5 separate regions of the Homo sapiens genome follow, and regions 2, 3, 4 and 5 are each linked to region 1. A link is a contact called in ENCODE Hi-C or POLR2A ChIA-PET data. All regions are on one chromosome and are shown on one strand. The core of a region is the stretch at or near the end of the contact, and the rest is flanking DNA. Distances in the headings are between cores, read along the strand shown.

Evidence for each region. A loop is a pair of places that touch in the nucleus more often than their neighbours do. ChIA-PET counts read pairs that join two places held with the same protein, here RNA polymerase II (POLR2A). Pooled maps may share reads with other maps.
Region 2: a loop to region 1 is called in a pooled map, with 3 times the contacts of the local background. The contact joins the enhancer-like site here to the promoter of AKAP13 in region 1. A Hi-C loop is called at or near these places in 3 of 50 pooled maps. POLR2A ChIA-PET finds 5 or more read pairs at or near these places in 3 of 52 experiments (H1, OCI-LY7 and activated CD4-positive, alpha-beta T cell).
Region 3: a pooled map shows a loop between it and region 1 (5-fold over the local background). The contact joins the enhancer-like site here to the promoter of AKAP13 in region 1. A Hi-C loop is called at or near these places in 6 of 50 pooled maps. POLR2A ChIA-PET finds 5 or more read pairs at or near these places in 2 of 52 experiments (PC-9 and WTC11).
Region 4: a pooled map shows a loop between it and region 1 (4-fold over the local background). The contact joins the enhancer-like site here to the promoter of AKAP13 in region 1. A Hi-C loop is called at or near these places in 5 of 50 pooled maps. POLR2A ChIA-PET finds 5 or more read pairs at or near these places in 3 of 52 experiments (OCI-LY7, T-cell and activated B cell).
Region 5: a pooled map shows a loop between it and region 1 (5-fold over the local background). The contact joins the enhancer-like site here to the promoter of AKAP13 in region 1. A Hi-C loop is called at or near these places in 4 of 50 pooled maps. POLR2A ChIA-PET finds 5 or more read pairs at or near these places in 3 of 52 experiments (PC-9, WTC11 and activated T-cell).

What each region holds. Positions count from the first base shown.
Region 1 is chr15:85,378,803-85,384,130 of GRCh38, reverse strand. It overlaps AKAP13 (A-kinase anchoring protein 13), which reads right to left and starts at 3,528. Exons shown (of 37, transcript NM_007200.5): 1 at 3,333-3,528. It overlaps MIR7706 (microRNA 7706), which reads right to left and starts at 3,535; the gene lies at 3,469-3,535. LOC124903546 (a long non-coding RNA gene) reads left to right here. Exons shown (of 3, transcript XR_007064747.1): 2 at 21-68; 3 at 396-455. RefSeq lists silencers at 2,824-2,991, 2,648-3,217, 3,598-3,677.
Region 2 is chr15:85,836,993-85,842,603 of GRCh38, reverse strand. LOC105370952 (a long non-coding RNA gene) reads right to left here and starts at 5,313. Exons shown (of 3, transcript XR_932580.2): 1 at 5,191-5,313; 2 at 4,474-4,631; 3 at 1,540-2,061. RefSeq lists a silencer at 1,710-1,969. Within about 2 kb of position 1,948, at least 5 of the 41 ENCODE cell types and tissues checked have a DNase peak (open chromatin) inside an H3K27ac peak, as active enhancers do.
Region 3 is chr15:85,665,289-85,670,775 of GRCh38, reverse strand. AKAP13 (A-kinase anchoring protein 13) reads right to left here. Exons shown (of 37, transcript NM_007200.5): 14 at 946-1,054. Among named protein-coding and RNA genes, the nearest start is that of LINC02883, 91 kb to the left of the region's middle. RefSeq lists an enhancer at 2,519-2,688. Within about 2 kb of position 2,600, at least 22 of the 41 ENCODE cell types and tissues checked have a DNase peak (open chromatin) inside an H3K27ac peak, as active enhancers do; they include PC-9, where a contact is called at or near this core.
Region 4 is chr15:85,723,217-85,728,673 of GRCh38, reverse strand. AKAP13 (A-kinase anchoring protein 13) reads right to left here. Exons shown (of 37, transcript NM_007200.5): 26 at 5,354-5,457; 27 at 2,188-2,264; 28 at 1,427-1,608; 29 at 1,211-1,293. Among named protein-coding and RNA genes, the nearest start is that of LINC02883, 33 kb to the left of the region's middle. RefSeq lists an enhancer at 1,108-2,307. Within about 2 kb of position 3,499, at least 9 of the 41 ENCODE cell types and tissues checked have a DNase peak (open chromatin) inside an H3K27ac peak, as active enhancers do.
Region 5 is chr15:85,643,803-85,649,630 of GRCh38, reverse strand. It overlaps AKAP13 (A-kinase anchoring protein 13), which reads right to left. Exons shown (of 37, transcript NM_007200.5): 10 at 3,677-3,813. Among named protein-coding and RNA genes, the nearest start is that of LINC02883, 110 kb to the left of the region's middle. Within about 2 kb of position 2,995, at least 4 of the 41 ENCODE cell types and tissues checked have a DNase peak (open chromatin) inside an H3K27ac peak, as active enhancers do.

The DNA.
Region 1 (5,328 bases), core at 2,279-4,778:
TACTATAATCTCTTCATCAGAAAACTAATGGAAAGATGGAATAAAATCTAAAGAAATGTCCTTAACAGGTAAATATTTCTAGAATGTATCTACTCCATCTAGGTAGTGTAAGTATTCTAAACTATGCTAGTATAACTGATTTAAATCACTGCCTTCTTCTGTAAATGGTGTCACCTTTAAAGTGTTATCTTGAAGAGGAAGTGAGTGATTTGCTCATGTCTCTGTACTGAACTAACACTGTTAACACCCAGTCCAGCTCTACCTTAAACAAGTTTGAGAAATACAGACACAATCCACACTTATTTGCCAAGACTAAGGTAAAATAAAGTTGGAACTCATATCCTCTTATGACTGATGTACTGAAAACAATCCATCTCTCACTGTTGCCCAAATAGCATAGTCACAAAGAGCTCTACCCTACCAAGCCACTCTGCAAGTCCCACTCTCAAAGGAAGACTCACAGGTGACTGAGAAGATAAACTCGCTATTGTTTCCATTATCCTTCAGTTCATCTGGCACCTTTGAAGAAATAGACTTCGATAAGACTCACAAGTCTCAAGGCCCCTTCTTTATGAAAGAAATAGCTAAACCTCTACACTCAGAAGCATCAGACTTTTAAGAATGCTTAAGTCATGTAAAAATGTACCAAAATTATTATCATTACAGCTACTAGGTAATAGCTGCCTACTCCATGTTAGATACTGTAGTTAAGTACCTCACATAGTTTCACTGATTCCTAAGAACACTGTTACTAACGCTTATGGAGTAGGAAACTGAAGCTCTGAGAGGCTATGCAACTAGTCAATGGAAGTGTGGAGATCTGAACGCTACCTAGTTCCAAAGGGTGTACTTTTTTCTAAAATTTCTAATTTTTTTCCAATTTCACAATGGAGGGAGAGTTGTGACTAGATTTGTCCAACAATTTTAATAATTTCACTGGCTGGGTGGAGTGGCTCACGTCTGTAATTCCAACACTGTGGGAGGCTGAGGTGGGAGGATGGCTTGGGTCCAGGAGTTAGAGACAACTGGGCAACAGTGAAGATTCCGACTCTAAAAAAAAACAATAATAATTTCACAAAAAGGGGGGGGCTGATTTCTAAATTGGAACCTCTTGTTGAAATCCTTAGAGCGCTAGTTAAACCCACTTCTTTTCAAAAAATAATTGACAGATTAAAAAAAGGTTAGAAATCCTTTTAAAGTAAATGTCATCACAGATCTGCAAGTGAACTGTCATTCTGGACAGGTCCCCAGTTAGTGGCTCTCTCCTGTGTACGCTAGCTACCACTAGGCAGTAAAAATAATTTACCCAATTCAAACACGTACCGTGCCTGCACTATGTTAAGACTACCGGCAAAGAGGGTAAAAAGCTAAATAAGGTCTATCACAGCCCTCAAGGAGTTAAAGGACTAGAGGAGGAGTCCATTTATAGTATAGTATGTGTGCAGTTACCATTTAGTCAAGGCAAAAGAAGTGTGAGAAATCCTAAAACAATAGTACCTACAGTATAACATGCCATCACCGCCCAGAGAAGGAAAGCAACTAGTGCACTCGTCACGTCATGTTGTAAGTAGTACTTGCTTACATTATGTCCCTCCCTGACAATCCCTTCCAACCTCTGTCAACCTCCTTCCCCACAATCACACACACAAAACCACACAACCAGGAAGGGAAGCCATGGAGCGAGTACTGTGAATCCTAAAAGCGGCTCTGTAATTTAAAAGTGCAATGGCTGTACCTGAAGAAAATTTGTCTTTAGCTTCATCAGGTGAAGAAAATTGGTTTTATAACACAAGGCCCACCAAACCAGAAAAGCCCAGGAACGCTTCTCCACAGGACTCACTTAGCACGAGAAATCACTCTGAGCAAACTGACACACACAGTATTTCTCAAATTTTTCTTTTTCATTTAGCAGATGGTAAAGGAATACAACTGAAGTTAACAATAAATGACACTCTGGCCATTTTGCTCCACTATGAATGACAGACATTTAAGCTAGTTCCATCTGGGGAACTGAAACAGAATCATGTTCATATAATAAGCCACACAAACCAAATTAAGTGTAATATGTGCACCCAAACTTGACAAAACTTGTACTTAATGCAGCCTGCAAATCCCCAAGAGTCCACGACAGAATACAAGAATAGTAACAATGATTTATCTCAACTGATCTTAGCTTCTTCACAAACTTGCCAATAATGACCTTTCAAGAACTGCACCGTTTGTCCTCATCTGCGCAATCCAACAGTTCAGAAAAACTGAAGAAAATGCTTCTTCTAAAAATAAAACACTTGTTGTGGGGGGGACTACTAACAAAAAAAAAGGCACACTGGTTTTTACTGTACTGAAGCAATAAACTCTCCAAATAACTTCATTAAGGAGTGTCATTAGCAAAGAATGAACACCAAAATACCGCTCAATCCAATTTTCATTGTGAATTCCGGGATCTAGAAAATTAAATGGGACGGTATCACTCTGCTATAAGAACTATTTCCAAAACAAAACAAACCTATCTACCCCCTTTCTTGATTTTTTTTTAAAAAGTTTTAGGGTTTTTCCTTTTTTCAACTTCACATACTTCGTGGCTTTGCAAAAAAAAAAAAAAAAAAAAAGCAGTAAACCGTATTTACCAAAAAAAAAAAAAAAAGTTTTGTTTGGTATCAAAGTATAGCTGCAAGCTGAGCCGGCTGGCTGCACGGGTCCCAGAGCGCGTGGGGACCGCACGGGTCTCCTGGGCCGCTCGCCTGCGACCCGCGCGGGTCAGCTGGGCCGCACCCCCGAGAAGCCGCGGAGAGGCACCGACAGGCAGGCGCGGCCCGACGTGTTTACCGTCCGCGTCGACCCCGGGGAGCCGCTCCCTCGCGCCCGCAGCACTTGTTCACGGCGCGGACTCCACGGCGGGGACTCCACACCGCGGCCGCCCGCCCCAGGGGAGGAGTGAGCCCGCCCCGGCGGCGCCGACCCGGGGACCCGGGGCAAGGATTCGGGGCCTCGCTGGGGGCGGAGCGCCTGAGGTAGCATCGGCGGCCGGGCGCGCCCCCCACCCGGAAAGCGGCGACGGCCTCTAAGTTGGGCTGCGGAGTGGGAGGCGCGCCGAGCCCCAAGCAGACAATGCGGGAGAAGGGCGATGCGCAGGGAGGAGGGGTCCGCAGACCTGAGGTCCCGGCGCCGCCCGGCGACCCGTCTGTCCAGCCCGCCCCCGAAACCCCCGCAGCCCCCGCCCCTCCTCCGGGGCCCGCCCCACCGAGCAACCGCAGGGGACTGGCCGCGCTCCGCGCCCCGACCCACAAATCACAAAACTTCCCCCAACTCCGCCAACTAAGTTGCGCTCTCACCGTGCGGCTCCCGGGGCTCCCCCGCGGGCCGAGCTGGGACAACTCTTCACCTTCGCCGCGGAGAAAGACAATAGGCGGCCGCTCCCCCGGAGGCGGCTAAAGCGGCGGCGACCGAGGCGAGCAATGGGCACGGCAGTCTCGGCAGAGCACAGGCGCTTCACCGCGGCTGCTCGGGCTCCGCGCTGGCCCTGCACACAGCTCCAGTCCGCGCATGCGCCGAAAGACGCTCGGGAGGGTGGGCGGGGCACGCGGGAAGGCGGTAACGCCTGCGAGTCCTCCCGTGAGTACACGCGGAGCAAGAACTGCGAGCTGGGATTGCACGGCAGAACTGCCCATCTCGCTGCATGAGACCAATAGTAAGGCTCCTGGACGGGGCACTCAGGTTGCTAAGGGAGGCTGAGGTTGACCGCCGCTGCTGCTCGGCGGCAAAGTGATCAAAGTAGGGTGGCTGGCAGAGGCTGCTCTGGGAAATGCCCACCCACGGTCTCCTCTCCGCCCTGTCTCCAGAAACCGCCCTTCCTCTGTGTACTGGTGGTTACCTGAGCTGCAGCACTTAACCACACATCGTGAAATGATTTACTCCTCTATTTCCCCCACTTCAACTCAGGAAGTGGGGTTTAGTCTTCTGTGTCCACAGCCTAGGACCGTCTAAGGTATTAGGTATTAAATATAGGTATTAAACAAGTGTTGGATGGATGCACGGCGCTATGGCGGAATCACAATTGTGACAGTGCATTCCGTGAACTTCTGGCTACTCGATCACCACAAAGTCATTCCGTGTTCGAGCTGCAAAGGACCTCAAAAATCATCTGGTTGCTTTGGGAAACAAAATGTGGTCCGTGTACCAATGGTGCCGGTAACCACCGGCCCACAGAGGAAGGGCGGTTTCTGGAGACAGGGCGGAGAATATATTAGTTGGTACACGAAGAAACTTCTTTTTTCAAATAGTTAAGTGTTTTTAGTGCGCATTAGGAGGGAAATGCCTATCACGTCAAACCACTGTTTCATTAATGTTATTTCTTAGGTCAAATAAAAAGTGGCAAAAAACGAAAGCACTTCAAGAAAAGTGTTAAGTAAAAAACTGAGACAATTTATATGCAGTTGAAGAACGTGTAAAACTAGTTGATAGTGATTGAAGTAAGAACAGCGGTTAGGTAGGAGGAGAAGATTATTGGCTGGGAAGGAGGAGGAGGGAACCCTCTGGGGTGCTGGTTCTGTATTTTGACCTGGGTGATAGATAACAAAAGTATATACATGAATAAAAAATACATCCAGTGCACTTTAGTGCACTTTGCACATTTTAAACATGTATTTTTAATGTCAGTTTTCAAAAATCTGGTACAGGATATTACCCCCCCGCCCCCAAAAGAAAAGCAAAGATGCAAATGACTGCCATTTGGGAAACACTGATCCAGGCGGCTCACTAGCAGTGACCAAACACCTGAGAAAGGGTATTGTGAATACCTGATGTGTGTGCCAGGAACTTCCATTGTTGAATAGCTCCAAATCTCAGAAATGCTCCTAATGTTGAGCTCTGGTGCTCACATATATTTTCTCTTTTTTTCTTTTTTCTTTTTTTTTTTTTTTTTTTTTTTGAGGCAGAGTTTCACTCTTGTTGCCCAGGCTGGAGTGCAATGGTGCAATCTCAGCTCACTGTAACCTCCACCTCCAGGGTTCAAGCGATTCTCCTGCCTCAGCCTCCCAAGTAGCTGGGATTACAGGTACCCACCACCACACCCGGCTAATTTTTTTATTTTTAGTAGAGACAGTGTTTCACCATGTTGGCCAGGCTGGTCTCAAACTCCTGACCTCAGGTGCTCCACCCACCTCGGCCTCCCAAATTGCCGGGATTACAGGCATGAGCCACCGCACCCGGCCCTATTTTCTTAAGTAACCCTCACCGAATGGCTTTAAAAAAAAAAAAAGAAAAGAAAAGAAAGGCCAAACATGCCCAGTTCTTCATGTGAAATTATTTCTGTATCACTTCATCATGCTG
Region 2 (5,611 bases), core at 699-3,198, 460 kb before region 1:
CCTATAAAATGGCCCAAAAACTGAGACTCACAAAAGTTAAATATTACTCAAGATTACACAGCCAGAGAGCCTTTCTCCACAGGGCTAGTGAGGCTTGGAGCATCCTACTCCAATTTGCCTTACTTGAATTTTGACCTACCTGAGATTGTATAATGTCTTAAAAATCTGATTTTTTAAGAGGAGGGACAGTGTTCTGTGACCCATCTATCTCCAGATAGCTCAGATGGTGAACTAATTCAGCCAACCCCCTATCTCCTAACTAATACCCACACTGAAACAACTCAATAATAAAAACACGAATAGCTCCATTAGAAAATGGACAAAGCAGGCCAAGCGCAGTGGCTCACACCTGTAATTCCAGCACTTTGGGAGGCCTAGGTGAGTAGATCACTCGAAGCCAGGAGTTCAAGACCAGCCTGGCCAACATGGTGAAACTCCGTCTCTACTAAAAATACAAAAATTAGCCGGGCAAGGTTGCACATGTCTGTAATCCCAGCTACTTGGGAGGCTGAGGCAGGAGAATTGCTTGAACCTGGGAAGCGGGGGTTGCAATGAGCTGAGATTGTGCCACTGCACTCCAGCCTGGGCAACAGAGTGAGACCCTGTCTCAAAAAAAAAAAAAAAGGAGAAAAAGAAAGAAAGAAAAGAAAATGGACAAAGCTGCTGGGCACTGTGGCTCACGCCTGTAATCCCAGCACTTTGGAGGCCAAGGTGGGTGAATCACTTGAGGCCACGAGTTTGAGACCAGCCTGGCCAACATAGTGAAACCCCATCTTTACTAAAAATAAAAAATTATTATAAAAATTAGCTGGGCGTGGTGGTTCGCGCCTGTGGTCCCAGCTACAAGGGAGGCTGAGGCAGGAGAATCGTTTGAACCCGGGAGGTAGAGGTTGCAGTGAGCCGAGATCCCGCCACTGCACTCCAGCCTGGGGCAACAGAGCGAGACTCCGTCTCAAAAAAAAATTTTTTTTTAGTAAAAGAAAAAGAAAATAAAACCTACTTCAAAGGGTTTTAAGAACACCATGTGAAAAAAGAATTCTACTATAACAAAATAAATATTAGCAATCTCTTCAATTTGTTTCTTTAAAAGCTGAAGGCTGATATTTAGGGGGAAGTGTTCTAATGTCTGCAATTTACTTTTTGAAATGCATCTGAAAAATAAGATGGGGCCAGGCACGGTGGTTCACAACCGTAATCCCAGCATTTTGGGAGGCCGAGGCGGGCGGATCACGAGGTCAGGAGATAGAGACCAACCTGGCTAACACGGTGAAACCCTGTCTCTACTAAAATACAAAAAATTAGCCAGGCGTGGTGGTGGGCGCCTGTAGTCCCAGCTACTCGGGAGGCTGAGGCAGGAGAATGGCGTGAACCCAGGAGGCGGAGCTTGCAGTGAGCCCAGATCACGCCACTGCATTCCAGCCTGGGCGACAGAGCAAGACTCCGTCTCAAAAAAAAAAAAAAAAATTAAAAAGAGAACAAGAAAAAGAAAAAATAAGATAGTTTGAAGGATGGAAAGAGGGATGAATAGATGGACAGATATGCAATGAAACCAATAGAGTAAAATGTGAATAACAGAATCTAGCTGATAGATAAATGTGTGTCCACTGTAAAAGCATTTGAACTTTTAAGTACTAAAGTTTTTCAGAATAAAATTTTGAGGAAAATGGGGAGAGGTGCCACTTGCATTTTACAAAATATGAACATGCTTCTCCCCTCCCCCGCTTAGTTAGACGCGCGCTCCTTTCTGGTCTGATTGCGTTAGCAAGTCACCTTGCAGCCCTGCCCAGCGATTCGGTCCGGTGGGTGCCCAGGATAACACGCGCCAGCCTTCGCCGCTTGCGAAATGTTCAGGGCTCTTGCCGCCAGAGGGCGCGCCCGCGGAGCGCTGAGCGCCAGGGCGCCAGGGGCTGGGTGGCCCGCGCCGGGAAGTGACAGACTCCGGAGCGGACTTTGCCCGGGGGTGGGTCCCAGGCCAGCTGCTACTGCAAGTACCTGCAGAAAACAGCTCTTCGAACCGGACAGTGCGAGAGTCAGCGCCTGCTGCCTGGCCGGGCAGAGATTCTGATGAAGAAGAGAGAGGAAACTGAGTGTGCTGAGGCAGTGTCAGACAATGCTAAATGCTTTCCTAGCACTTATTTCACGTTTTAGTTATAAATCAGCCTGAAAATAGAACGGTAGTGGAAGTGCGAAGGACATGCATTTCATTCCCGGCAGAGGCTGCCCAATCAGGACTCCTGGTCCTCTGAAGACAAAGCAGCTTTTTTGGGGTAGGGAGCGGGGGCGGGATAGCATGCTTCCCCCGCCCTTTCCCCCATGAGCAAAGGGGCTCAGAGTAGCTGTGTCCCCTGAGCTGAGGTGGCAGCTCCTGTGGGTGCCCTGGGACCTCACTCAGCATCTTCAAAGAGCCTGTGCACCCTGCTCCTTCCAGCTTCTTCGTGGAGGGCTGGAGAAGTTGTGAACCTTTGTCAAAAGACAGAAGCACAAACTTAAAGATCTAATTGGCTTTTATTTGCAATTCTAGAAGTGAGCAACACCTCATCCTATAAAATGAGCTGAGCACAGGAGGTTGGCTTTGCAGGCAGAGAAGAGCGGCAGAAAGCAGAAACAGAACAAAACACGGACTGATCATGTCAAAGTTACTTTCCCTACAGGGTTAAAGCAGAGGGGACTTCCTTATTACTTAGGTTGATGCAGATTAAATGGAATGTTTTAGGGGAACTGGCCCATTTCAAAGTTCAGTTTGATGACACTGCACTTAGCACAACTGACTCCATTCTGGTGTCTGGCCTGCTGGGGCCTAGTGCAGGAGACTAGTTCCATAACAACAGCCTCCCATAAATGATGTTTCACACCTCAAACCCTTCCTCACCTCCAGTCATCCCAATGCTCCCACTGACCCAAGTATTTTCTCAGACTATTTGGTTCCCCAGCCACCAGAGAATCAGGCATAAATCATAAGTCACTCTGTATTTTAAGACCATAATCATGCTGGGTGCAGTGGCTCATACCTATAATTCCAGCACTTTGGGAGACCAAGGCAGGTGGATCACCTGAGGTCAGGAGTTCGAGACCAGCCTGTCCAACATGGTGAAACCCCGTCTCTACTAATAATACAAAAATTAGCTGGGCGTCGTGGCAGGCACCTATAATCCCAGCTACTCAGGAGGCTGAGGCAGGAGAATCGCTTGAACTGGGAGGCAGGGGTTGTAGTGAGCCGAGATCATGCCACTGCACTCCACCTGGGAGTCACAGCGAGACTTTGTCTCAAAAAAAAAAAAAAAAAGAGAGAGAACCAGATATCAAGAGTACTTATAAACCCTATAATTCAATTTATATAAAACTGTAGAAAAAATAATCATGACAGAAGAAGATGAATGCTTGCCTTGGGCCATTGGCTGGGGTGTCAAATGGAATGGGGCACAAGAGAACTCTGGGGGGCAATGGAAATGTTTGTTCTGTATTTTCATTGTGGTAGCGGTCACATGTATGTAAAAACTTGTTAACATTCAATGAAAAGTTTGCTTGAAAAAAAAAAAACCTGCCTTCCATTACTCTAATCTTCATATCTGGGGTGTTCTTCCTATTGCGATTGTGTGAACAAAATCAATTGCTCTACTTGTTCAGTTTTTCCAGGTTTCTCTACTCCATGTTCCAGAAGCTACCAACTGGGAGTGTGCAGACTGACGCACAATCGTTTCCTGGCAACTCCCCAGTAGAAGCTAAGGTGTATCTGCTTCCTGCTAGGATCCTGACCCGGGACGAGGGCCCACCTCTCTGCCTGCCTCCTTTAAGGGACGCCTCCTGCTCCACAAGTTTCTGTCCTCCCTCTGAGGGAGCCCTGGAATGTGCTCCATCTACACTACTAGGGCCACGTGGACTATCCTAGGAGTTGGGAGGGCAGGGTGCAGCTGGGGAGGGAATGCTCGCAGAGAATGGGGTTGGGGTGGCTTTGGCAAAGAATGCACTTGGGGTCTGTAAAGAGGTCAGAGAAGAGCAGGGCCACCTTTGCTCATATCAGATGCTGCTTGGCCACCCACACCTGACCCTAGCTCTAAAAGCCAGTGTGTGGAGGGTCTGATTCTGTAAACTGGATGAAAGAGCAGGGAGGATTGAATGAAGAAGATACAGGAGGAGCACAGGCTACCTGGGCAGGGGGCATTTCACTGAGGTATTCTTTCAGCAAGCTTTAATTGAACAAACACAGTGGAATCTCAATGGTCTTTATGGAGTGAGTGCAGGAAAGAAAGAATGAATGAATGAATGAATGAAGATAAGATAAGATCCCTGCACTCTCAGAACTCACCTTCTAGATAAGAAGACAATTCAAATACAAAAATACCAGTAACACAGAATGGTATATGAGAGGTACCATAAAATTTTATGGAAACGAACAGAAGAGAAAAATCACTTCTAGCAACACTGCAGGGCCATCCTACCCCTTATGAGTGTTGATGCAAATTAGAAGGAGCTTACCTGAACAGACCCAGCCTCCTGGGCCCAGCGGCCTGCAAACAAAGAGCAAATGCTTTTATGCCACTCTGCTCCTCAGCCAGGCATCCTGGTGCAGGACTCAGCCTGCTTCTCTGTGAGTGGCAGCCAGGGCTTCATGGAGGAGATGACATTGGAGTTTGCTGGAAGAACAGAGAAGACAGAGAGGACTTAGACCAGTGGGGAGGTGGGGAAGGTGGCAAGGGAGCAGATTAGAGGAGAGAAGAGGATATTCCAGGCAGAAGGATGGGTGCACCAGGATCCTGGAAGCAGGGGATAAAGAGATCTTACAGGAGTGTTAAGATTCTGCTGGGGCTGTCCCCTGGAAGGCCATAGGGGCACTTATCTTTGTAGTGGGTGTCCTCAGGTCACATGCTCAGGCCAGCCAAGCAGGGCAGCCCAGTGACTAGAGAGCATAGGCCTGGGAACTCTTATGAGTTGAATTTTGTCCCCCCAAAATTTATACGTTGGAACCCTAACCCCCAGTGTCTCTGAATATGACTGTACTTGGAGTTAGGGTCTTTAAGGAGGTAATAAGTTCGAATGAGGTCACAGAGCAGGGCCCTAATCCAACAGAACTGCTGTTCCTAAGAAAAGGAAGGCACACCAGGATGTGTCAGCACAGAGAAAAGACCGTGTAAGGACCCCATGAGTAGGCAGCCATCTGCAAGCCAAGGAGAGAGGCCCCAGAAGAAGCCAGACCTGCCAAAACCTTGATCTTGGAACTCCAGCCTCCAGAACTGTGTGAAAATAAGCTTCCATTATTGAAGCCCCCAGTCGGTGTTGGCAGCCTGAGCAAACGAACACAGGAGTCAACATCAGGCTCCTAACTTCCTCACTGTGTGTCCTGAATGAGTCATGTAGCCTAGCTCAGTTTGTTTTCTGATCTGATATGGAAAGCAAAGGTAGAAACGCCCAGGGTGGCAATGAAGCTTAAGTGAAATTGCACTTGTAAAATAGGCAGCTGGCAAGTACGCAGATGTTGACAGAATAGTCTGGTTTCTAAAATGAGATGCAGGCCGGGCACGGTGGCTCATGCCTGGAATCCTAGCACTTTGGGAGGCCAAGGTGGGCAGATCACCTGAGGTCAGGAGTTCAAGGCCAGCCAGGCCAACATGGTGAA
Region 3 (5,487 bases), core at 1,351-3,850, 290 kb before region 1:
GGCCCTCACTGAACTAAATCTCTGTCTCAGTCTTGCTTTGTCCTTCTTGAGCTTGACATTGTTGAAAAGCTCAGGTCAGTTACTGTGCGAGGTTTCTCCACTGACAAGTTTATGGAAGACAGAGATCAACTGAGGAACTTTTTAGATTAAAGTGGACTAAAGAGATATGACAACTTAATTCAATGTATATTCTTAGATTGAATCTTGGACCCAGAAATAAGTGAGAAAATTTGAAATCTGAATAAGGTGTACATACTAGATAACACAATTTTATCGATATTAATTTCCTGATTTGGATAATTAGACTACTGTAATACAGTACTACCACAGTATATAAGAGTATAAGGTACTCTTATATACTAATGCTAGCACTCAGTAGCCAGAGAAGGCCAGTATATGGTACCCATATACTATGGTAATATAAGACAATATCTTTGTTTTTAGGAAATATACACTAAATTAGAGGTAAAGGAGAGTTATGGATATAACTTATTCTCTCAAGTGTTTCAGAAAAAATCTTTAGGGGAGTGATAAAGAGAGGGAGAGAGGCTGGCGAAACAAGTATTCTAACATTTGAGGACTGGACGTGAAGAATACATGGGAATACTTTGTACTATTTTTGCAATTTTTTCCCCAGTGAATATTATTTGTAACTATTTTTCAAGTCTAAAATTATTTCAAAATAAAAAAATTTTAAAAAGTGTGTCAGATTCATGCCCACAAATACAATAAACTTAATGTATTAGGGATATTTTTAGGTAAAAGGAAGAAGATCTCAAGATAAACTCTATGCCACCTTTTCTGTTTAAGTGCTGAGCCATTCACTCAAAGAAGTAGTAAGCAAATTTTGGCAGGTAATGTTATGGGGCCTTAAAGTGAGAAAAATAATAGGAAGAGTGGTTAAGATTTAATATATTTAATTTTTTTAAAAAGTAGTATACTCACTGTCCAATCCAGGATGGCTGATTGTCATTAATGAGATGGATTTTGTCAATGGAGAGGAAATGGCTGATGTACAGTAATTAAATCCCTGCTGCTTAGATCTGTGACATATCTGTGAAGTAAAAAAGTGAAGAACACGTTGTAAGCATATACTCTCATATTTCTAGATAAGCATAAAACCTTATAATTAGACCCACATAGTAAAATAAGGCAGTGAAGAAGCGGGTGAGAGCACAGGCCTTGTGGTCAGACAGACTTAGGTTAAAGTCTGCTCCTGCTACTTAACAGCTGCTCAGTTTCAGAGAAGTTACTTAGCTTTTCTGAGGCTTAGTTTTCTCATCTGTAAAATGGGGATCATTAGAGTATCCATTCTTTACAGTGGTTCTGTATCCCTCATAGCATCTAACAATGTTTCAAACTTAGTAAGTACTTAATAAATATCTGCTGGATGCATAATCACTTAAAAATAATTTCACTGGAAATATCAAACTACATACAATACTTGTTCTTTGAAAATCTAAATATTTCTTCATACAGATATAGTAGAATATCAGTAATAGTATTCTGATTTTACTTTATTTATTATTATTTTTTTTTAGACAGAGTCTCACTCTGTCACCCAGCTGATGTGCAGAGGCATAATCTTGGTTTACTTACTGCAACCTCTGCCTCCAGGTTCCAACAATTCTCCTGCCTCAGACTCCTGAGTAGCTGGGATTACAGGTGCGCGCCACCACGCGCAGCTAAATTTTGTATTTTTAGTAGAGATGGGGTATCACCATGTTGGTCAGGCAGGTCTCGAACTCCTGACCTTGTGATCCGCCTGCCTCGGCCTCCCAAAGTGTTGGGATTACAGGCGTGAGTCACCGCACCCAGCCTATTTTTATTTTTGAGACAGAGTCTCACTGTGTCGCCCAGGCTGGAGTGCAGTGGCATGATCTCGGCTCATTGCAACCTCTGCCTCCCAGGTTCAAGCGATTCTCCCGCCTCAGCCTCCTGAGTAGCTGGGATTACAGGGGTGCACCACCACGCCCAGCTAATTTTTTGTATTTTTGGTAGAGACAGGGTTTCACCATGTTGGCCAGGCTGGTCTTAAATCCCTGGGCTCAAATGATCCACCCATCTCAGCCTCCCAAAGTGCTGGGATTATAGGTGTGAACCACCAGGCCTGGCCTCTGATTTTAAATAATTGGAAATTGAGATTCAAGTAAAGTGTCTTAAGATCACAAACAAAACAACAGTGTATCTGGAAAGAAGCCTAAATCTCTTCCCTATCCTCTTCTAAGATGATAGTGATTCTACATGAACGTAAAGGTAACTGAAATTTGATAATTTAACTCTCTCAGTAAATTCACAGCAGCTTTGAGACCATGTAATCCAACCACCTGCAGAAGTTCCTGGTACAACATCCCTGAAAGACAGTCATCTAGTGTCCACTAGCACACTTCTGGTGATAAGAGCCCATTCCAATTGTTAACTGACTTTATCATTAATCCTTTCCCTTCACAGAATGAAATCTGCCTCCTTATGACTCACATATTGAAAGGGAAGCAGTGAAAAATCCGTTACTAGCATGAACTTGACTCACTTAGGCCAGACTTCTGATTATTTAGAGCTTGTTTCATGTGTAACCATGGCAGCTGAGGCAAACAGTTGCTATGTTTCAAATACAACTGTGAGGTCTAAAAAATGACCTCAGTGAAAGGCAGAGACTTTTAACAGGAAGTTGGCTACAGGCAACTCGTCTAGATCAGAGTGAAACAAGCAGCTCAAATGCCTACTCTGAGGTTCCATACAAGATAAAAACTATGGGTAAGTAGAGATTCCAGGAAGGCTAAGCATAGCAAGGCACTAAAACAACAACTTTATCTAGAAAGACTGAATCAGAAAGTCCACTTCAGAAAGACAGTCCATTTTAGAAACACATCAGTAGTAGTAACGTCTTACTAAAATGCAGGGTTATCTGTCAAATTCCCGGAAATATCCATCTTAGAAAAGGTATCACATAAATAATATTAAGAAAATTAAATCATTCTTATTTCCTCCTTGAAAACTCACCTACTCCAAAAACCTGGAAAAAAGCAGAGAAATTAATAGCCAGGAACTCTTGAGTTTAATACTGTTCAGCTAATAGCCACTTACACGGCCTTAGGCAAGTCATTTAAATGAGCTGGAGCTAAATCTGAAGGGATATGTCAGTCTTGGCCTATGATTCTGTTTACAAATCCACAATTTTGGTATTTTACCTCATCTTGTAAATGATTTCCAAAGGATTCTATAAATTTGAAATGCAATTTATTTTAAAGATTTTTTCACTGTTTATTTACCCTTAGCAAAGCTGTGCTCAGTAGCCATCCAAGAATTGTTCCTATTTTTTTCTTCCTTTCTCTGTTACCATTAGGCTGAGTAAATCTAAATCACTTGCTTCAACAAGCATATTCTTCATATTCTTATTTTTTCTAACTCCTTCTGAAGTATCAGAACAAGTAGAAAAATTTTTAAAAGGGGCAAAATTCACTCTTCAACTGATTTTCATTATGCCTAAATCTCTTTATTTGTCTGGTCTCACACAAGCATAAGTGTTACAATAATTACTAAGATAATCCTTCAGTGTCAAGTTTATATTTGGTCATGTTAGTGCTTCATAGTAGGATGCAATAAAAATTTAAACTTCTACACAAAGTCCTACTCAGCAAATCAAGGAAGAGGTTGTCAATGTTTTTGTTTAATTAGAAATGTATCATTAGATTCTTGCCTCAAACTCCAGTCATCTATTCAAAAACAGTTTTTTTTTAAATTGTAAGTGTTTCATTTGGAGGAAATAAGATGCATCCCAGAATGCTTTCGTAAATTAATCAGTCTTCTGACCCAAGAGGAAGAGAAAAGACTTGCAGTGAGGTACAATGATATAAAAGCAAATAATTTGAATTCTCAACTCAAAAGCTCCCCAAGGGATTGTCAAAAGTGGTAAGTGATAATGAGGACATCCAGAAGATGAGAACTAAGAAGTCACTTTGATTTGGCTGACATGGAAATCCATGACCTTCAAGACAGGAGTTTCAAGAGACTGGTAGCAGCAGAAATTAAGAGATGATTAGATGGTGATAAAGAGAAGGCAAAGGCCAGGCACAGTGGCTCACACCTGTAATGCCAGCACTTTGGGAGACTGAGGCAGAAGGATCACTTGAACTGGGGAAGTTGAAGCTGCAGTGACCTGTGATGGCACCACTGCACTCCAGTATGGGCGACAGAGTGAGACCCTGTCTCTAAATAAGTAAATAAATAAATAAAATTTTAAAAAGAGAAGGCAGGGAGCATAGATGCTCTCTTAAGAATTCTGGTAGGCATCAGAGTGAACAGGCGACCTACAGAAGGCAGAAAATTTTTGCAATCTACCCCTCTGACAAAGGGCTAATATCCAGAATCTACAAAGAACTTAAAAAAATTTACAAGAAAAAAAAAACTCCATCAAAAAGTGGGTAAAGGATATGAACAGACACTTCTCAAAAGAAGACATTTATGCAGCCAACAGACACATGAAAAAATGCTCATCATCACTGGCCATCAGAGAAATGCAAATCAAAACCACAATGAGATACCATCTCACACCAGTTAGAATGGTGATCATTAAAAAGTCAGCAAACAACAGATGCTGGAGAGGATATGGAGAGATAGGAACGCTTTTACACTGTTGGCGGGACTGTGAACTAGTTCAACCATTGTGGAAGACAGTGTGGCGATTCCTCAAGGATCTAGAACTAGAAATACCATTTGACCCAACGATCCCATTACTGGGTATATACCCAAAGGATTATAAATCAAGCTACTATAAAGACACATGCACATGTATGTTTATTATGGCATTGTTAACAATAGCAAAGACTTGGAACCAACCCAAATGTCCATGATAGACTGGATTAAGAAAATGTGGCACATATACACCATGGAATACTATGTAGCCATAAAAAAGGATGAGTTCATGTCCTTTGCAGGGAGATGGATGAAGCTGGAAACCATCATTCTGAGTAAACTATCGCTAAGGACAGAAAACCAAACACCGCATGTTCTCACTCATAGGTGGGAACTGAACAATGAGAACACTTGGACACGGGGCGGGGAACATCACACACCGGGGCCTGTTGTGTGGTAGGGGGCTGGGGGAGGGATAGCATTAGGAGAAATACCTAATGTAAATGACGAGTTAATGGGTGCAGCAAACCAACACGGCACATGTATACCTATGTAACAAACCTGCACGTTGTGCACATGTACCCTAGAACTTAAAGTGTAAAAATAATAATTTTTTAAAAAAAGAATTCTGGTAGGGATGGGAAGGAGAGAGAATCAACTGACATTTCCTGGAAGGTGTAGTAAGAAAGTTTTGTTTTTAATTTTTTTCCTACAAAGGAGAAACTTGGGATATGTTTTAGAGAATTGGGAAAATTAATAACGATATGTAGCGTATTTCAAGATTCAGTTTACTATTGAGAGGGTAAAAGATGGTCTCAGATAAGAAGGAAAAACTCAATTTAATATCCTGGATAC
Region 4 (5,457 bases), core at 2,250-4,749, 340 kb before region 1:
TCAGATGTAGCTCATGCACCAGCTTCTCTGTGAGACTTACTAGAGGCAGGATGAGCAGATCCCACACATGCTAATTGTGCCTGTGGTCTAATAAATCACTGTGTGGCCCATCATTGATGTATGTCTCCCCTGCTAGGGTGTGAGCTTCTCAAGGGCAAGGGCTCTTTTTAAGGAATCTTTGCATCTGTTGTACCTAGCAGTATGCCTAGCCAGGTACTTGACAAAATTTAAAGAAGGAAGATTTTTATCCTTGTCATCCTAATCATGGGCCAATAAATTTGCTATAACTCTGGCTCTGGTCTAAAGCTGTCCATATTTTTAATTTCCCCCTCAGTGAGACAGAATGCTATCATCTGTATGGCTTTAAGGCCTAACCAAACTCCTTAGGTGCTTACATTTATTTAACTCTAAGCCTTATTTCTATCCAAAGCATAGTCTTTACTTTGAAACATTCGATAAGCCACTGGCAAAGAGAAAAGAGCAACAGGCTTTGCTAAGACAGGGAATAGAATTCTGGCTTAGCCACTAACTACATACGTGAGTACCAGGCTTTGCTAAGACAGGGAATAGAATTCTGGCTTACCCACTAACTACACACGTTAACCCTGGGTAGCTTGTCCTCTGTGGGCCTCGACTGTCTCATCGGCACAATGGGGATTAGAATGCCTGTGTTGCAGGGATACTGACAAGACTACACAAAACAGTCAGCACTCAATAAATAAGGGTCAAACATAGATTGATACATACCCTGCTCCCAAAACTTCACCTCACAACTCATTTGTAAACATGCGGATAAGTGATAACGCTAGGGACTGGGGGAGGATTAAATCAGATTAACTGGAGAATTCTTTTCCCCAAATTCCTTTCTCTCCTTGTTTTAATCTTAGATGTGACTACAAATTTTGGCAAATTCGCCTGTGACAAAGTACAGAGAATGTCATGAGGTTTGAGAACACGGATCCTGAGTCAAGAGAATCAATATTCTCTTGATCCAGTACTGGAAACATCCTTGCAGCCATTCTTTACGAGGACCCATGTCAGCCTGGCCTTGGTTTCTCTTTTGTTAACAGCTATTCATTTTGCTGCTTTCAAGTGCCTGCTGGGGCAGCTTTAGAACTGAGGGCAAACCCGTACCTCTAAAATCCACCAGCAGTCTTCTGCAACTGCAGACATTCCAGACAAGGGGCTCAGACCACTCGCAATGCCTCACCTTTTAATTCTCGGGCTCTGGTGTCCAACATTTTCTTTTCTTCCTCATTCTCACTAGGAATTCCTTCATCTTCATCTCTGTTCCTAATACAACCCAAACAAGACAGAACAAAAAATTCCTAAGATGTCAATTACTCTGGTCACAGTCCAGCCTGTTATGAAATCACACAGAGACATCAGGAGGGCTGGGAAGGGTGGGGCCTGGTGGTTAACTTACAGGGTGTTGATTGTGTCCTGAATGATCTGAATCCAGCTGTTTCGTTCCTCTTTGGAGCTGGCATGGACTTCTACCATCTCTGGATCTGTCATCCCCATGCTGATCAGGAATAAACCTTTCTCCTCATGTGCCACTTCTCTCACAATCAGCTTCTTTAAAGAGATCACTGTTGACTTCTGGTCCTGGAAAAAGGGAAGAGGGCAAATAAAAGATACATATACAATATTCTAACTCTGAAGGACAGCTTCAATCTAAGGTAAGACCAGATGCTGTTAAAAAAGCACATAGTTTGAAAAACAAGGGCTACTTTAGGATAAAGAGAAGTATCTCCTTATTTCATTCAGATTTTAACAAAAAAAGATTTCAAAAGGGAAATAGTAATTTATGGCTCTAAAGGTTCCAGTCATGTTTTCCACACGATGAATCTTTCCAGGTTCCCCAAAGAATCCAGTCAGCAATATTATACATGAGCACCATTTATGGGCTCAAATGTGAGAAATGCTCCAGTGACCAGGTTTCTTCATAGATCAAATAGTCAGATGTCCAAGACACTAAAAGAAGACTGTGATGAAACAGAATAATAATTTTTTGGGAAGAGGGGATGCCAGAAAATTCTGAGGGCATGTGGGAAATTACTCAGAGGAATTTGTCCTGAGCCATTTAATTTTAAGAGGGCGGGGGAGAGCAATAACATAGTGCTTACATTCCATAACTAAACTAGCTGCTTATAATACTATTACAAAAATAACAATTCAGCTTACCAATGATGCAAAGATGTACTTCTGGTCTTTTTCTTGAAGGAAAACTAAAATGTCAGTGAGAAGAACTGCTTGAACCTCTGGAAAATGGAAATGGGAGAAGGGAAGATAAAACGATGACTACTTAATAGTTACCCACAGTCAGAAGGTTTTTTATTGAAGGGTGTTTCAGCAACACATACACCCCTATACGGGCAAACTATGATCTGAGATCACACTCCTCCAAAGCAACAGTTTTACAGTTCTCCAGGATTCAGATCTGGTCACCAGATTTTTAGCAGCATTTTAAAATGGGATTTATCACCAAAGCCTTGTTTTGGAAAAGTTTAAGTACTCAGTCCTAGAAAGATATATCCCATAAGACAAGATTTTAAGAATAAAATACTTTTAAGAATAAAGCTGAAAAGCTGGACTTGTACAGATGTTAAACAGCAACACATAGCAGGATACTCCAAAAAATACTCAGATTGCAATATTTTTCGACTTCTAATTACAGTAATGGGAAAGGTGTGGGGCAGGAGACAGGAATGCTGCCCAAAGATGAAGTATAGAAATATCTAAGTCTAATGAAAAGACGTCTTCCATGCCCTCAAAAGAACAAAGAGTGGCCACACAGGCAGGCGCCTTCCAGTCTTACAGGTACATGTGAATATAGGGCTCTTTCCTCAGCTCCATATGCAATAGTCAGCTTAAACTCTAGCTCTGACTAATCCTCTAGGAGTAGGTAGTAACATTTTCCACTAGTCTCCTGAGGATGGTTTGATGTCTCTGGAGTTGAGTCTATCTCGAGCTAGCAGGTTGGCCCCTATGTAACATCTTCACTGTGGAAAGTGAAGTCCACAATTCCCTGGGAAAGGATGGAACTGATTTATGCAGTCCATGCCCCACCTTTTCTTCTACCTCTGCCGCAACTGAAATCCCCTTTCTGTGGAATTCACTGCAAAGCTATGAAGAAAACAGAAGCAAGGACATCTGATTCCTAGGGAGGTCTAATTTTTTTAGGCTAAACTACTGCAATTTTCTGTGTACTGCCATCAGTTATGAAAAAGTTTTTTTTTTAAAGTTTACTTTTAAATAATTCAGGTGCCTGCACCCTCCCCCTCCCCCCAAAAAAGCAGAGACACACATTTTAACTTCATTGAATCTTGAAGTTTATATGATCAGTGTCAGTGGATCAGAGAAAAACAATCCCACCCCTTTCAAAGAGTACCCAACATAGTACTGGCTGTTCTTGGCATGAATTCACTTGGGGGTGAAAATGACTAAACACCAACTCCTATCTCTACAGGAGGCATTCTAGGCCAGAAAACCTATCGTTCTGCCGCTGGCTTGACCACAACTTTATTGCAACAGCTGGAATCTACTAGTTTTTATTTTGGGAATAAATAAATTGCTATGTAAAGGAAAGAATAAAGCGCTGGATCCAGGCAACAGCAGCTCTAGGAAATTCAGGCCTTTACAAGAAGGGGCAGGTATTTCTGAACTGCCAGACAGCGTAAAAGTCTCAAAGAGAGCTAGGGCTCTCAGAACATCATGGAATATTAAGACTGGAGGGAAGGAGCCTTAGTTTAAGTTTATCACAGAACCATGAAATACACAGCCAGCTGGTGGTGGGAAAGGAGATTTCTTTCTCTGAATCTTTTCTGCCCTTCTTTTTTATGCCTTCTGCTACAATGCAGGCCCAGATGAGCTCTTCCCCAAAGCACTGCACAGTCTCTTATCTGTCACCAGTCTCTCTTCACTCCAGCTGCACTCTAAACTGCCCCTAGTTGTCATACTGAAAAACCACCTCATGTATCCCTCTCCTGCTTGCCGTTCTCGTTTTTGAACCCATTCTTTGCCCCCTTCCCTCATCAATAGTATCAACTGTTAACTCCTCAGTCTGGAGAATGCACCTCATTACAACCTGGCCCCTCCCGTTTCTTTGGGCTGGTTTCCCGTCACTCCCCTGTCATTCACTCTGCTCTCTCACGTGAGAGTCCCGGGTGTCCACTCTTCCCTGGATGTGCCACACCCTTTCAACTCTGTGCTTCCACTTTCTCTTCCTTAGTGTGGGGAACACTTTCTCCTTATGTGCCGTCATCCTTCAAGACTTGACTCTATTGCTATTCCTCTTGCTTTCTCCTCCATTCCAGCACTCACCACACTGTAGAGCAGGTATCTCTTTCCAAGGCTCTTCATTTTGATTTCAACTTCTAAGCAGGGTGTCCTGCTTTATTCATTGTTGAAACCAGCTGACTGCCTGGAACTTCTTTACCATTTGTTCTATGCGTGGGCATTTCCTATAGCAGTTATCTACATCATCACTTATACCTCAGAAATGAAAGCAGCACCCATTTCCTCCACCTTCTTTCTATGCCAGTGAGGCTGACAGTACTGGCCTACCCTGCTTCAATGTCCTCAGCTCACTGAGGCCAGGGCGACGGGGTGGGTATAATTCAAGGCTATTGGTGTAACATATAGGCCCATGGAGTATAGGTTTGATGAAAACAAACAAAAAAAATCAAATGTACACATAAATTAAAAAACAAGCCTCATAGCTTCTTTAACTTGATACGGCTGACTATTAGAAATGTAAAAATTAAAACCAAATGGAAAATGGGCATCCTTTATGATTTATTTTGCTTTAAAGATATACGAATATCATAAATTATAACAATAAAAAAATCTAATTGATGTGGGTTAAACTTAACTTTCTATTAGGTGTCTGGAGCTGCAAACTCCTCTAACATCTCTTGTGAACAAGTGATGTGTTTTGAACTCACAGATTCTGTGAAACTCGCTGACTGTGTCTCCCTCCTTGTGAGTTTTGCCACAGATCCCAATTCCAACCTGGCTGTCCATCTCTTATAGGGGAATACACCTTCCTTGACAGCTTGCATATGTGCACCAATCTTACGCTTTGCTTTGTTTTTTTAAAACCTTATTTTCCATTTTCCCTGACTGCATCATTTCTTTGTCTTCTTCCTCTATTTTGTATGATTTTGCAGGCCATCACAAACCATTTTTGATATAAGATTACGAAGAACTAAATGCTTGTTGCTCCTGGGTAGTGTTTAGAGATGGGCTCTCTGGGAAAAAAATCTGGTAGTGAATTTCCAACAAAAGCACTTGGATTTTTGCCTGTTTTACCTGGGCACATACTTAAGACAAAAGAGCCAAGCCTTACCTTTCAACCTTCCTGCTGCATTCTTCAGAAACACACTCCCATCACGTACAAGCTTCTTCCGTTTCAAATCTTCCTTGGCAAACATCTGACCACTCTTCATCCTC
Region 5 (5,828 bases), core at 1,746-4,245, 270 kb before region 1:
TCACGACAAACGTTACGGGCTGTTAAAGACCTCTGTGAGGCCAGAGACACAAATGGCTGCAGGAAGTGACCTCATGTACCACTCATGGTTCACAGAAAAAGATGTTGCAATGTCTCGCCTACAGATTATTTTTTAGAGATGGAGAAGAGGGTTAGAACCTGGGAACAAACTGCAAGACATTCTGATATTTTGCATAGCACACTCTGGGGGTGACCACTGAGGAAGACTTTTAAGGAAGCAGCTGATGGCCTATCTGCCAGTGCCACGCTTTTATTTAATCACTGGCTATTAGAGCAGGTTTGGGGAGGTTGAGAGTAAAATAAAAAATGAACAGATTTTAGAGTCAGGCCTAGATGCAAACCTCAAGTTGGCTGCTCACCCACTAAGTAATTCTGGATACATTTCTTTACCTATCAGTGCCTCTATTTCCTCAAGAGCATAAAACCACCCACTTGTCAGGGTTGCTGGGCAGACAAATTGAGATCAAATATTTTAAAAATTTAGTTCAGTACCTACTGTACAGTAAGTATCCTGTCAATATTAGTCTCTCTCCTTTTTGTAAGTCAGCCCTTGGTTTTATTAATGCTAGAGCAAACATTTATTGCAAAGCCTCTCCTGGTCACAGGCTACTTTGGTACAGCAAAAACACTAAGAGAAAAATCCTCCCCATCTCTTCTCAGGCCATGCAGACATTCTCAAGCATGCATGAGGAGGTGAAAGTGAAGCTACCATTTCTGGTTTTCCCTAAGCAGTCTAGTATAAAATGTAGGTGTTATTTATTTATTTATTTTTGAGACAGGGTCTTGCTCTGTCGCCCAGGCTGGAGTGCAGTGGTGCCATCACGGCTCACTGCAGCGTTAACCTCCTACACTTAAGTGATCTTCCCACCTCAGCCTCCTGAATAGCTGGGACCACAGGTGTGCACCACCATGTCTGGCTAATTTTGGTATTTTTTGTAGAGACAAGGTCCCATTATATTGGCCCAGGCTGATCTCAAACTCCTTGACTCAAGTGATCCTCCTGCCTTAGCCTCCCAAAATGCTAAGATCCACCACGCCTGGCCTCCTTCAACTTTTAAAAATTATATGTCTAATATTCTTGAAAAAAAAAATCTTCCAAATCTAGCACAGGCCATTTATATGAGCAATTTTGTAAATGGTTCTGGGAAAATAAGACGGCGAAATATAGAAAATTCTAATTCTCCTTAGCTAAGAAAACCATTCAATTAAGTGACCAGAAGTAACTCTGAGTCTGCAGAGATGGTAACATCCAGGCACAAGCTGTCATGCACCTAGGAGGTTGCAAGGAAGTATTTCTTAACAAAGACACTTCCATTTTTAAAAAACTTTTTACGTTAAAATTTTCAAACATATATAAATGTTTAACAAATCTCTGTATATCCATGACCTAGTTTCAATGATTATCAATGATCCCATTTTAAAGCTGGAACTTAGAGATACTATCTAATCTGTTTATCTCAGTATGTTTTTAGCGACACATATCTTCAGAATGGTATTCCCCTTGCGGGGAACAGAATTCCTTACAATTAAAACCTCGAAAGTCGCAGTGGAAATTACCTAAATTCTGATATTATTAAAAAAAAAATAAAATAACATAAAACTATTGATTTCTCTTTTCCTAAGTAAAGAGAAAGGCAGATCTTCTAAATGTGGAGTTTTTTTTGTTTTGTTTTTTGTTTTTTTGAGATGGAGTCTCGCTCTGTCGCCCAGGCTGGAGTGCAGTGGCACAATCTCGGCTCACTGCAAGCTCCGCCTCCCGGGTTCACGCCATTCTCCTGCCTCAGCCTCCCGAGTAGCTGGGACTACAGGTGCCCGCCACCACTATTTTTAGTAGAGATGGGGTTTCACCGTGTTAGCCAGGATGGTCTCGATCTCCTGACCTCATGATCAGCCCGCCTCAGCCTCCCAAAGTACTGGGATTACAGGCGTGAGCCATTGCGCCCGGTCCTAAATGTGGAGTTTTTACTTCATAGAATTTTTTGTCAAGTCACTATGAGTGACAATGATAGAAATCCTTAAGTTTGCATCATATTAAATAAGTCTTTCCAAAGACCTTGGGAAGACAATGAGTTCAAAAAAAAAAAAGTCAGGGAAGGCCAAAAATGAAAGGAAGGCACACAGGGTACATTCACAGAGGCACTGATATGCTCCTGATTCCCAAATCTTTAGGTCTCTTTTCTTGTAACTTCTATTTTATTTTATTTTTACTTTTGAGATGGAGTTTCACTCCTGTTGCCCAGGCTGCAGTGCAGTGGTGTGATCTCAGCTCACTTCAGCCTTCACCTCCTGGGTTCAAGCAATTCTCCTGCTTCAGCCTCCAGAGTAGCTGAGGTTACAGGCACGCGCCACCATGCCCAGCTAATTTTTTTGTATTTTTAGTAGAGACGGGTTTTCACCATTTCCAGGCTGGTCTCGAACTCCTGACCTCAAGTGATCTACCCGCCTTGGCCTCCCAAAGTGCTGGGATTACATGCATGAGCCACCACACCCGGCCTATTCTTGTAACTTCTACACAGCATCATTCACCATCTTGGACAACCTAATCACCCACTAACACAACTGCTCTCACCACTTCTCCGAGCTCATTATAAAACTAGAAGGAACCGTGTTGGTAGATGCAACAGTGTTTCCGCCTCTTCACCTCCTTACCATTAAGAAAACCACTTGTGGCATATAATTGAGTAGCATTTGCCATCTCTGCTGTGGGGAAAGCCCTCTATTCTTCTCAGGTGAGCAAAACAGAACTTGCTGCCACTAGAAACAAATATAAGCAAAAGAAAGCAAACTACCCCCATTCCCCACCTCCCTTAGGCAGCCTCCAATTATATGCAAATGTGAGCTGATTCATGTGGAAGGGCTCTATTGCAGAGATCTAGAAAGTTCCAATTAGGCAGGCTAGATGAGGATGAGTGATATGACCACACTCAGCAGGAAGCTTCAGGCCTAAACACATTAACCAGAAATGACTCTACAGCTGGTTTATAAATATGACATCATATAGTCTGAGCTGCGGTCCTTGCTGCCCACTGAGAAGTGTTCACTGTCATCTGACTTAATTAATTCTAAAGGAACTTCCATTTCTTCTGACTCCCAAGTGAGCTTCAAAATCTGTATTTAACTGGCCACAATTTCACATTAAATAACTTTGGCCAATGCTTTTTTCTTTCCCTTTTTTTTGTTTTTGGAGACAGAGTCTCGCTCTGCCACCCAGGCTAGAGTTTAGTGGCGCGAACTTGACTCACTGCAACCTCCACCTCCTGGGTTCAAGTGAGCACGTCCAGCTAATTTTTATATTTTTAGTAGAGATGGGGTTTCACCATGTTGGCCAGGCTGGTCTCGAACTCCTGACCTCAAGGGGTCCGCCCACCTCAGCCTCCCAAAGTGTTGGGATTACAGGCGTGAGCCACCATGCCCAGCCCAGTGCCTTTTTCTAAACCCTGGTAATCTGGCGCTTCCTTCTCCAAAGAACATTTACATGCCTCTCAGAGTGAGTGAGGCCCTACAAGGCTAGCTGGATCACAACTTACTAGCAGGAGTTACATATTTAGGGAAACAGGAGAGCACAAGAGGGGGAAAAAGTTGGAAAAGAGTTTGGGAAGCCCAAATAGGAACACAAAAGCCGTGTGACAAAAATGAAAGGAAGGTCCACACAGTACCTTTGGGAAGATGATGCTGTCCATGTCATCACTGGGTGAGTGAAAGAGGTCAGAATCACTCCCAGATTCTCTTTTAAGTACACCTTGTTTTGAGGTACACTCTCTGCCCAGTCCAACATCCAGGAAGTTCTCACATTCTGAAAAAGAGAATTTATTCACCAATATTGAAAAAAAAAAAACAAAAAAACCAAAAAACAAAAAGAACCACTTCCTTTTCACCCCAGCAACCAGTCTTTTAAATCTCTCTCTCACTCTTTTCTCTTCCTTCCCTCCTTATTTCTTTTTTTCAAAATTAAGAAGCTATAAAAGGACACAGTCAAATTAGTAGCTCTGCTACTCCAATTCTAGGTTGAAATAGCTCCTACAGGACAATCATGCATCTGCCACGTTTATATTAGGTACAGAAAGATAAAAGGATGATTTAGAAGCATATTCTACTTCTATTTAGATACCTGAATGGTAATGCTTTCCTCATGGTAGTGAGGGCATTTTTTTTCTTTTGTCTTCAAAATCCAAAGTCTTTTACTAGCAACTATGTGATGGGGTTTGTTTTAAACTTATAGGTTCTACTGAGTAATAACAGAAATATAATTTAACTTTTCTTACCATAAATAGCTCTTAAATTGGGGGCATAATATGCCAAAGTGGAAAAATTTATCATTTAGAATGTTTTCGGTTCAATAACTAGAACAGGGACCCTGGCAAGCTAGAGGGAGGGGTCTGTGACAGAAATACTACCTTTGTACATTGAGGAAGCCTAAAAACTTAGTAGCTTGAAATAAGCAAGGTATTCTCTCTTATTAACTTTGCTTTTCTGTTTTGTGTTGTTTATTTTGAGACAAGTTCTCGTTCTGTTGCTCAGGCTGTACTACGGTGACATGATCTCAGCTCACTTCAACCTCCACCTCCTGGGCTCAAGCAATCCTCACACCTTAGCCTCCCAAGTAGCTGAGAATGCAGGCACACGCCACCAAGTCCAGTTTATTTTTTGTAAAGATGGGGTTTTGGCATGTTGCCCAGGCTATTAACTTTGTAAACAAAAGTGACATGTGACTGGGTACCAACACGGTTAAAGAGATTTGTGGATGGTGAAACCAAGAACCCAAGTCCATTACTGAGTGGATATGAGCTTCCTTCAATAAGTTTTTGCAACTTCCGCCTCCTGGGTTCAAGCGATTCTCCTGCTTCAGCCTCTTGAGTAGCTGGGACTACAGGCACGTGCCACCATGCCTGGCTAATTTTTTTTTTTTTTTTTTTTTTTGTATTTTTAGTAGAGATGAGGTTTCACCGTGTTAGCCAGGATGATCTCCATCTCCTGACCATGTGATCCACCTGCCTCAGCCTCCCAAAGTGCTGGGATTACAGGTGTGAGCCACTGGGCCTGGCCCTAAGAAGTTTTAAGGATAAAAGTCATGGCCGGGCATGGTGGCTCAAGCCTGTAATCCCAGCACTTTGGGAGGCTGAGGCAGGCGGATCACCTGCGGCCAGAGTTCGAGAACAGCCTGGTCAACATGGTGAAACCCCGTCTCTACTAAAAATACAAAAAATTAGCCAGGCATGGTGGCAGGTGCCTGTAATCCCAGCTACTTGGGAGGCTGAGGCAGAAGAATCGCTTGAACCCGGGAAGCGGAGACTGCAGTGAGCCCAGTGAGCCAAGATCACGCCATTGCACTCCAGCCTAGGTGACAGAGAGCAACTTCATTTCCAAAAAAAAAAAAAAAGAAGATAAAAGTCATGCATCTCTGTTTTTGTAAGCAAGTTAATGTGTTATTTGGACAACCAGGTAGGCATGCTTTATCAAATTTGTAGGTGACACTAAATGATGAGGGACAGGGCAAGAAACCTGGCTATCTAGGAGTTAAAGAGAACTCTACTTGGAGGTTTTGGGGGAAGCAAATTCAAAAGGAACTGACAGTACAAGGTGATGACAAAACCAAAGAAACACTAATAGTTTTAGTCTCTATTAGTAAATAGTACACGGGCATCCAAAACGGGGACAGTCCTGTCGCTATGTGCCATCCAGACCACACCCTCGGGACTGTACTTGTTCCTAAATAACATCTCAAGTAGAACACTGATAAACAAAAATGTGTACGTAGTAATGGGGTCACGACAGTCAAACCGTCTGAGATACATACAGCTTGCCGAGGAG